Regions from separate parts of the Homo sapiens genome. Here region 2 is linked to region 1. A link is an interaction called in ENCODE POLR2A ChIA-PET data of the cell type or tissue named here. Cell type or tissue: Caco-2. All regions are shown on one strand. Each heading gives the region's core, and the rest is flanking DNA. Links, peaks and the distances in the headings are about the cores only.

Region 1 (5,373 bases), core at 106-5,105:
GTTTATTGCGGCACTATTCACAATAGCAAAGACTTGGAACCAACCCAAATGTCCATCAATGATAGACTGGATTAAGAAAACGTGGCAATTATACACCATGGAATACTATGCAGCCATAAAAATGGATGAGTTCATGTCCTTTGTAGGAACATGGATGAAGCTGGAAACCATCATTCTGAGCAAACTATCGCCAGGACAGAAAATCAAACACCGCATGTTCTCACTCATAGGTGGGAATTGAACAATGAGAACACTTGGACACAGGGTGGGGAACATCACACCCTGGGGCTTGTCATGGGGTGGGGGAAGCCGGGAGAGATAGCATTAGGAGATATACCTAATGTAAATGACGAGTTCATGGGTGCAGCACACCAACGTGGCACATGTATACATATGTAACAAACCTGCACATTGTGCACATGTACCCTAGAACTTAAAGTATAATAAAAATAAATAAATTGGGCTGATGAACCATATTACAGTAATCCAATATTTCGCTTGTAAAGTCCTGAGGTTTACAGAAGGAAATCTTTTCTAATAACAAGAAGAGTGAGGCATGTGCTTTGGTCTTTATTTCCTAGTTATACGATCCTGGGTAAGGAGCTCAACTTTTCTCTGCCAAAATTAAATGAGGATTAAATGAGATCATATATGTGAAGTTGTGAAAGACAGTGCCTGGCACATAGTAGGATCAATCAATGTTAATATCTCTAAAATAGAGATTGAGTCTGAAGATCCACAAAGTGGTAGAACTGATCTTAAGATTCCCAAATGATAGAATTGGGCTTTATTTGCCTAAGTAGTATGGTATTACTTATTGTATGCCCAGGGGATCTTTTTTTTTTAAATAATGTTTATTTATTTATTTTGAGACAGAGTCTCGCTCTGTCCCCCAAGCTGGAGTGCAGTGGCACCATTTTGGCTCACTGCAACCTCTACCTACCCGGTTCAAGCAATTCTCCTGCCTCAGCCTCCTGAGTAGCTGGGATTACAGGTGCGCACCACCATGCCCAGCTAATTTTTGTATATTTAGTAGAGACAGGGTTTTGCCATGCTGGCCAGACTCGTCTTAAACTCCTGACCTAAGGTGATCCAGCTCCCTCAGCCTGCCACAGTGCTGGGATTACAGGTGTAAGCCACGGCACCCAGCCCTAATGTTTTATTTTTTTGTAGAGATGAGGTCTTACTATGTGGCCCAGGCTGGTCTTGAATTCCTGGACCTAAGTGATCCTCCCACCTTGACCTCCCAAAGTGTTGGGATTACAGGCATGAGCCACCGTGCCCAGTTCCCTTCTTAAATAGTTTAAAGGGGGAGAAGAAAGAAAAAGACAGATTTTCTTCCCTTCCACTACCAAAACAGGCAAAACACACCAGAACACTTTGCTTAGCATTTCTTTTCTTTTCTTTTCTTTTTTTGAGAAAGAGTCTTCCTCTGTCAGCCAGGGTGGAGTGCAGTGGGGCGATCTTGGCTCACTTCAAGCTCCACCTCCTGGGTTCAGGCCATTCTCCTGCCTCAGCCTCCCGAGTAGCTGGGACTACAGGTGCCCACCACCACGCCCAGCTAATTTTTTGTATTTTTAGTAGAGACGGGATTTCACCGTGTTAGCCAGGATGGTCTGGATCTCCTGACCTCGTGATCCGCCCGCCTTGGCCTCCCAAAGTGCTGGTATTACAGGAGTGAGCCACCGTGCCCGGCCGTCCCTTCATTTTTTAAGATAAATTCACATACCATAAAACTTACCATTTTATTTTCTCTCTCTTTTTCTTTCTTTCTTTCTTTTTTTTTTTTTTTTTTTTTTTTTTTTTGCAGGCTGGAGTGCAGTGGCCCTATCGTGGCTCACTGCAACCTTGAATTCCTGGGCTCAAGAGATCCTCCCACCTCAGACTCCCAAGTAGCAGTAGCTGAGACTATCAGTGCGCACCACCAAGTCTGAGTAATTACAATACTTTTTTCTTTTTCTTTTTCTTTTTTTTTTCGTAGAGATGGGGTCTTCCTATTTTGTCCAGGCTAATCTGGAACTCCTGCCCTCAAAGGATCCTCCTGTCTAATTCTCTCAAAGTGCTGGGATTACAGGCATGTGCCACCGCACCCGGCCAAATGCACCTCCTTTTTTCAAGTGTACAATTCAATGGTTTTTAATATATTCACAAAGTCATGGAACCATCACACCTATCTAATTTCAAAATGTTTTCATCACTCCAAAAAATAACCCCATATGGGAGGCCGCGGCGGGCAGATCACTCGAGACCAGCCTGGCCAACATATTGAAACCCCGTCTCCACTAAAAATACAAAAATTAGTCGGGCGTGATGGCGCACGCGTGTAGTCCCAGCTGCTCGGGAGGCTGAGGCAGGAGAATCGCTTGAACCCGGGAGGCGGAGGTTGCAGTGAGCCCAGATCGCCCCACTGCACTCCAGCCTGGGCGACAGAGCGAGACTCCGTCTCAAAAATATCTAATTAATTAATAAAAATAAAATAAATAAATAAATAAATAACCCCATGCCTTCTGCCTCTGTGGCTTTGCCTATTCTGGGTATTTTGTGTCAACGGACCCATGCATGGGGGTGGGCCGGGCACCTTTCAAACGTTCAGCCCCCACGACGGCCCGTGGCCTCCGGATTGGACGGCACGAGCTGGGTGTGCGCGGGGCGCCCAACCGCTCAGGAGCTCCTGGAGGAGGCAGGTGCAGGTGCCGGCTGCTGCAGCGCAGTAGCTGCTGGAGGCTGGCGAGGCCCGGAGGCGGTGCAGGAAGCCTCCGACCACGCGGGCTCCTGATCGCGGGCGCCCACAGCGCGGACATGGCGGGCTGGTGGCCGGCGTTGTCGCGCACGGCCCGGCGCCACCCGTGGCCCACCAACGTGCTGCTCTACGTTGCTCGAGCAACGTAGCTCTACGCTCTACGAGCGTGCCGTAGCTCGCTCGTCTCCGCCGGGGACGTGCTGCAGCAACGGCTGCAGGGCCGCTAGGCCGACTGGCGCCAGACGCGGCGCGTGGCCACGTTGGTGGTGACCTTCCACGCCAACTTCAACTACGTGTGGCTGGGCCTGCTGGAGCGCGCGCTCCCGGGCCGAGCGCCGCGCGCCATGCTGGCCAAGTTGCTGTGCGACCAGGTGGTCGGTGCGCCCATCGCGGTCTCGGCCTTCTACGCCGGTGAGGGGCCGGGGGGGGAACCTGGGGGGTGGGACCAGTATTGGGGGACTGGAGGCAGGGACTTGGGGATCAAGCGGCTGGAGGGAGGGCGCTGCAGGAGCCTGGGGACCCGGGCAGGAGCCGGGGCTCTGAGACCGGAGCTGCTTCAGAGGCCTGAAGGGCCAGGGCAAAGGCTGGAGGCTGGGGTGTTTGATTGCGAGAAGTTGCAGGAGGCACTGGCTGGGGAGCCGAGAAATTGGGGAGCCAGAGGTACAGCAGGTCAGGAATTTAGAGGACTAGGGTCGGGGCTCAGACTCTGGGGTTGGGTGTAGGCCAAGGCTGGAGGTAGGCAGGGCTGCGGAGGTCTTTGCCCCCTGAAAAAGGCCCACGGGAAAATAAAGGAGATCCCAGTTCAAGGCCATAGCAGCTGCAATGACCGTGAACCAATCGTGGGACAGGGAAGGAACCGACCTGCTGTTCAGAAAATCCACGCCTGGGGCCCCGGGGCCAACACAGGAACAAAATGCAAGGGGACCCGTGACCCTGGGGGGCAGAGCAGGTGGAATCTGAGGTTGGGCCTGGATCTTCAGCAAATTCATGCCCAGGGGCCTAGTCCTGCTTTGGTAACAAGATTTTCCCCTGGGGTCTCACGGAAAACATCAAGGGACCTTGGATCCTTGCCATAGAGGACTATATACCTGTGAGGGTTCAGGGAACCCTCTCCTTAGAAAATCCGACCCGGGCCTGGGGTGTGGGGGACAGGGGCTTGACTGTGGAAACCTTCTCTACTGCGTACAATAAGAACAATGGAAATGTTACCTGAAAAATACCGGGGTTCATTCCCTTAACGAGTCACAAATGACTCCACCAAGAGGCGGGTTTTGATCAATGGGAGTTTTACTTGGCACAAGAAAGGAAGACACTGGGCATATTCTCCCAAGTAGTGTGTCCCCCAGAGAAAGAGACAGGAGGGTTTTATGGGGTGATGGAGAAAGGAGAGGGTGCATGATTGCATGTAGAGTAGGGGTCCCAGTGAGTCATGATGCTAGCGCATAGGTTGCATAGGTTATAGTCATGAAGCTATAGCTTCTCCCGGGGTGAAGACTTTAGCATGGTAATGAGGAGAGTTAACTTGGGTTCATCTGTAAGTAACCTGGGGTCATTTAGGAGCTGATTTAAACAAACAGGGTGACCTCATTCCACCCAGGGCTGGGGAAGAACAGGTTGAGGTCAGGAGGCTGTAAAACAGGCTGATCACTCAAGTTGGTTAAATTCTTGTAATCTTTGGAGATCCTCCATCTGCTCACAGGAGGGTCCCTGTGGCCTCTATCATCATTGCAATTTCTATAGCCTTGAAGGGGATGGGGTGGGTAACTGGGGAGAAAATCTCTATGGGTCTTAAGCCTGACGGGGTCAGTGGGTCAGGAGAACAGACAGCCGGGGAGCTAGGGCCTCCTGTTTTATCAGAAGGTCTGTGCCTGGTCCCGGCGTGTGATTTGCAGACTAGATTTGCAAACAGCTTCCTAGCAACTGTTAAAGAAGTCTTGTACAGCGGTGAAGGGGTAGGGGACCAGAATGCTATTTAATCCTCAAAAAACTAGTGAGATTGTTCTCTTTTTCTTTTCTTCTTCTTCTTCTTCTTCTTTTTTTTTTTTTTTTTTTTTTTTTTGAGACAGAGTCTTGTTTTATTGCCCAGCCTGGAGTGTGCAGTGGCCTGATCTCAGCTCATTGAAACCTCCATCTTCAGGTTCAAGCGATCCTCCTGCCTCAGCCTACCAAGTAGCTGGCATTACAGATGCACACCACCATGCCCGGCTAATTTTTGCATTTTTAATGGAGACAAAGTTTCACCATGTTTGCCAGGGTCGTCTCGAACTCCTGAACTCAAGTAATCTGCCCATCATGGCCTCCCAAAGTGCTGGGATCACAGACGTGAGCCCTCGCACCTGAGATTGTTCTTATTACTCTCATGTTACAAATGAGGAAACAACTAGTGAAATTAGTGAAATTGTTCTCTTTTTCTTTTCTTTTTTTTTTTGGGAGACAGAGTCTCGCTTTATCATCCTGGCTGGAATGTGCATTGGCCCGATCTCAGCTCACTGCAACCTCCACTTTCTGGGTTCAAGTGATCCTTCTGCCTCAGCTTCTCGAGAAGCTGGGATTACAGGCATGCGCCACCACACCCAGCTAATTTTGTATTTTTAGTAGAGACGGGGTTTCTCCGTGTTGGTCAGGCTGGTCTC
Region 2 (5,373 bases), core at 88-5,087, 320 kb before region 1:
GCAAAACCCCTTCTCTACCAAAAAATACAGAAGTTAGCCAGCCGGGTGTGGTGGTGCACGCCTATAGTCCCAGCTACTAGGGAGGCTGAGGTGAGAGAACTACTCAAATCCAGGAGTTCAAAGTTACGGTGGGCTATGATTGTGCCATTACCCTCTAACCTGGCCTAGCCTAGCCTAGTGAGACCCTGTCTCAAAATAAATAAATAAATAAATAAATAAATAAATAAGATGTCAAATAATAAGAGCTCATGCTTGAGTCCTTGCTAAGCCACTGTTGTATGCTTTACGTGTCATTTAAGACTCATTGATAATGTCCTCATTTTCTGAATTACTATTTCATGGTCTATTTTACAGACCAGGAAATTGCAGTTCAGAGAGCTTAAGCCATGTAGCTGGAAAGGGGTGGAGCCAGGATTCACATAAACCCAGCTAGTCTGGGCCAGGCACAGTGGCTTATGCCTGTAAACCCACCACTTTAGGAGGCTGAGGCAGGCGGATCATCTGAGGTCAGGTGTTCAAGACCAGCCTGGCCAACATGATGAAACCCTGTCTCTACTAAAAATACAAACAAACAAAAAAAATCTAGCTGGGCAGCTGGGCTTGGTGGTGTGTGCCTGTAGTCCCAGCTACTCAAGAGGCTGAGGCAGGAGAATTGCTTGAACCTGGGAAGTGGAGGTTGCAGTGAGCCAAGATTGCACCACTGCACTCCAACCTGGGTGACAGAACCAGACTCCATCAAAACAAACAAACAAACAAACAAAAAACAGCTAGTCTGATTCCAGGGCACTTGGTGGGAGGCAGCACACCTCTGTCCCAACCTCAACTTCCTGGGAGACTCCCCAAAGTGGCAGAGCCCACAAGGGTGTCTCCTTCCTCTGCACCCCAAATGCGTAAAGTACCCATCACAGCACTTCCCACAGCCCTTCATTCACTCTTCCTCCTCCTTCCCCACTCATTCCTTGACCCTTCTCATCCCCCAGCTGGGGAGCAGGGGCACAGAGATGACTTGGACATGGATCCGATCCCAGCAAGACAGGATGTGTTCTTTTTGTTTTCTATTTTTTGAGACAGAATCTTGCTCTGTCACCGAAGCTAGAGTGCAATGGCGCGATCTCGGCTCACTGCAACCTCCGCCTCCTGGGTTTGAGCAATTGTCATGCCTCAGCCTCCCCAGTAGCTGAGACTACAGGCACAAGCCACCATGCCTGGCTAATTTTTGTATTTTTAGTAGAGACAGGGTTTCACCATGTTGGCCAGGCTGATCTCGAACTCCTGACCTCATGATCCACCCGCTTCGGCCTCCCAAAGTGCTGGGATCACAGGTGTGAGCCACCAAGCCTGGCCAGCAGGATATTTTCACCAGGAGTCACAGGCTCAGGTGCTTCAGACAGGCAGGAAACCAAGATGAATGAGGCAGGCTGGGAAAAAAGGTAATAGGGAACAGCAAGGATTACAGCCATGTGAGAGCTTATTTTAGCTGAAGCTTAAGGTAGGGGATTATGGCAATGTGAACAGCTGGTGGGGAGCAGACAAATGCTGCACCAGATGATCTGGATTTTTTTTGGAGTCTCAGAGACTTGTGTTCAAGATGCAAGCATAAAGAAGTACTAGAGGTTTGTATTCCAAATGCATGCATACACTAAGCAAAATATAATGAGGAGTGCTGCTTTTTTTTTTTTTAATAGGTAGCTAAGCTCAAAGGGAAGACAGAATCTTCTTGGTTCCAGAATAAGGAGGAAAATCAAAGCCACAGTGGTGGGGGCAGTGGGGACAGTGAAGTCAAGCAGCCTGTGGGAATGCAGGAATCCCCTACGATTGGCATTTTAACACCCACATGGGGGCCGGGCAAGGTGGCTCACGCCTGTAATCCCAGCACTTTGGGAGGCCGAGGCGGGTGGATCAGGAGGTCAGGAGTTCAAGACCAGCCTGGCCAACATAGAGAAACTCCCCCCGACCCGCCACCGTCTCTACTAAAAATATAAAAAATTAGCCGGGCATGGTGGCAGGCACCTGTAATCCAAGCTACTCAGGAGGCTGAGGCAGGAGAATCGCTTAAAGCCAAGAGGCAGAAGTTGCAGTGAGCCAAGATCACACCATTACACTCCAGCCTGGGCTTTAATCCCAGCACTTTGGGCTTTGGGAGGCTGAGGTGGGTGGATCACTTAAGGCCAAGAGTTCGAGACCAGCCTGACCAACATGGAGAAACCCCGTCTCTACTAAAAATACAAAAATTAGCCGGTATAGTGGCACGTGCCTACAGTCCAAGCTACTCAGGAGGCTGAGGCAGGAGAATCGCTTGAACCCAGGAGGCGGAGATTGCAGTGAGCTGAGATCGCACCTCTGCACTCCAGCCTGGGCAACAGAGCAAGACGTCATCTCAAAAAAAAAAAAAAAAATCCATCCCCAGGCCCTGGCTCACAATGTAGAAGCGAGCCGCCTGAGAATGAATGGAAAAAGCCATCCAGGCACTCAGAACCCCAAAGCTAACCAAAGTATAGGCTTGGAGTTAGCCCAAACCTCTGGTGCAGAAACCTGTTCTGAGGAACTCATAAATAAAATGGTCAGAATCTTGTGCAGCCTGTAAGACTGTGGCAGGAGCCAAAGCAAGCCGGCCCCAGAGGTTGTCAGTGGGGCCCCAGGAACCCATGAGGCTGTCACAGGCAGGAGAAACATAAAGAAGTCAAAGACACCTTCCGTGAAATCAAAGAAATCTTCCATGGGGACTTCCATTCTCATGGCTCATGGGGTCACCATGGAAGGTTTTTGTTGTTGTTTTGAGACAGAGTCTCGCTCTGCTGCCCAGGCTGGAGTGCAGTGGTGCCATCTCGGCTCACTGCAACCTCCGCCTCCCGGATTTAAGCAATTCTCCTGCCTCAGCCTCCCGAGTAGCTGTAATTACAGGCGCCTGCCACCATGCCCGGCTAATTTTTGTATTTTTAGTAGAAACGGGTTTCGCCATGTTGGCCAGGCTGGTCTCGAACTCCTGACCTCAGTTGATCCCACCTGCCTTGGCCTCCAAAAGGGCTGGGATTACAGACATAAGCCACTGTGCCCTGCCTCCATGGAAGGTTTCTTTGACTTCTTTTACATGCCATGTAAAAGTAATAGTAACTACAGCATGCCTCCGCCTTAATGGGATTTTATAGCTGAGGCAGTGGAGGGTCAGGTTAAGTTGCCTAAAGTCAGTTAGCAATTGAAGTATTTAATTTATCTGTGCCCCAATCTCCTTAGCTGTAAAATAATAATAATTTTTAGTGTACTTTCCTCATAGGACAGTGGTAAAGATAAAATGAGTCGCCACCTGGAGAACGGTACGATGCCTGGCACATCGTAGTAATGTTAATACAGATGAAAGAAGTTTTAGGGGCTGGGTGCCTGTAATCCCAGCACCCTTGGGAGGGCAAGGCAGGCAGATTGCTTGAGGCCAGGAGTTGCAGTGAGCTATGATCAAGCCACTGCACTCCAGCCTGGGTGACAGAACAAGACTCTGTCAAAAAAAAAAAAAAAAAAAAAAAGGCCAGGCGCAGTGGCTCACGCCTGCAATCCCAGCACTTTGGGAGGCTGAAGTGGGTGGATCACCTGAGGTCAGGAGTTCGACATCGGCCTGGCCAACATAGTGAAACCCCGTCTCTACTAAATATACAGAAATTAGTCGAGTGTGGTGACACATGCCTATAATCCCAGCTACTCAGGAGGCAGAGGCAGGAGAATCGCTTGAACAGGGAAGAGAGAGGTTGCAGTGAGCCGAGACAGTGCCACTGCACTCCATCCTGGGTGACAGAGCGAGACTCCGTCTCAAAAAAAAAAAAAAAAAAAAAAAAAAAAAGATGAAGTAAGTTTTACATGCTCAGAGATAAAGAAGAAATTTCTACAACAAAAACAGGGTGGGAGGTCGAGGCAGGGAGCTGTTAACTGGGGGCCAGGAGATAGAGACCAGCCTGGCCAACATGGAGAAACTCCATCTCTACTAAAAATACAAAAATTAGCCAGGTGTGGTGGCACAGGCCTGTAATCCCAGCTACTTGGGAGGCTGAGGCAGGAGAATAGCTTGAACCCAGGAGGCAGAGGTTGCAGTGAGCCAAGATGGCACCACCCACTCCAGCTTGGGTGACAGAGTGAGACCCTGTCTCAAAAAAAAAAAAAAAAAAAAAAAAAAGAAAGAAAGAAAAGAAATGGTGAAAATAATATTAATAGTATACCTACCTCATAGGGTCGTAAAGATAAAATGAATGAATATACACAAACATACATAACATGTCCATAAAATATACATAAAATATTTGAATACAATCCTGCCACATAATAAGTGCTTACTATCTTTGTGAAGTTATTGTAACGATAAAATTTGCTCATTGATATTAGTGCTTAGAACATAGTAAGGTCGGGCACTGTGGCTCACGCCTGTAATCCCAGAACTTTGGGAGGCTGAGGCAGGTGGATCACCTGAGGTCAGGAGTTTGAGACCAGCCTGGCCAGCATGGGGAAACCCTGTCTCTACTAAAAATACAAAATTATCCGGGTGTGATAGTGGGCGCCTGTAATCTCAGCACTTTGGGAGGCCAAGGTTGGTAGGATCACTGGAGCCCAGGCATTCAAGACCAGCCTGGGCAGCATGAGGCATTCAAGACCTCATCTCTACAAAAAATAAAAAATGAGCTGTGGCCGGGTGCGGTGGCTCACACCTGTAATCCCAGCACTTTGGGAGGCCGAGGCGGGTGGATCATGAGGTCAGGCGTTCGAGACCAGCCTGGCCAACATAGTGAAACCCCGTCTCTACTAAAAATGCAAAAAATTAGCTGGGCATGGTGGCGGGCACCTGTAATCCCAGCTACTTGGGAGGTTGAGGTGGGAGAAATTCTTGAGCCTGGGAGGTCGAGGCTGCAGTGAGCCATGATTGCACCACTGCACTCCAGCCTGGGCAACAAAGCGAGAGCCTGTCTCAAAAACAAAAAAAAAAAGAAGAGTATAGTAGATGCTCAATAAATAAGTACTCAGTGACAATGAATAGCATCTTCTAACTAGACTGCTAATTCCTGGGCTGTTTCTCCACTGGGCACCCAGCATGTAACTGCTGAATTAATGATAATTGGGTAGCTGGATGGTGGGAGGGGGCTGATCGTGACGGATCTGTGGGCAGCGGGCAAAAGAGGGCAGTAGGTGAAGGCTAGGCCATGGAAGGGGAAAGGCCCTTTGTTTTATTTTTATTTTTATTTTTTGTTGAGACGAAGTCTCGCTCTGTCGCCCAGGCTGAAGTGTAATGGCACCATCTCCACTCACTGCAACCTCTGCCTCCCAGGTTCAAGTGATTCTCCAACCTCAGCCTCCCAAGTAGCTGGGACTACAGGCTCGCCACCACACCCAGCTAATTTTTGT

Evidence for each region. ChIA-PET counts read pairs that join two places held together with the same protein. Peaks named below come from ENCODE experiments on the same cell type or tissue, not always from the same donor. Only the 100,000 strongest peaks of a DNase experiment are listed, where the experiment ranks them.
Region 2: POLR2A ChIA-PET joins it to region 1 with 7 read pairs; 3 of 35 experiments call an interaction of 5 or more read pairs at or near these places.

What each region holds. Positions count from the first base shown.
Region 1 is chr16:28,620,909-28,626,281 of GRCh38, reverse strand. It overlaps a transcript of SULT1A1 not described here. Among named protein-coding and RNA genes, the nearest start is that of SULT1A1, 14 kb to the right of the region's middle. RefSeq lists silencers at 2,610-2,779, 2,830-2,879 and an enhancer at 2,970-3,099. In Caco-2, for the core only: no CTCF peak of the experiment used is centred there; DNase peaks (open chromatin) are centred at 2,651 and 2,971; H3K4me3 peaks cover 1,294 bases.
Region 2 is chr16:28,939,609-28,944,981 of GRCh38, reverse strand. No RefSeq gene overlaps it. Among named protein-coding and RNA genes, the nearest start is that of NFATC2IP, 8.6 kb to the left of the region's middle. In Caco-2, for the core only: no CTCF peak of the experiment used is centred there; no DNase peak of the experiment used is centred there.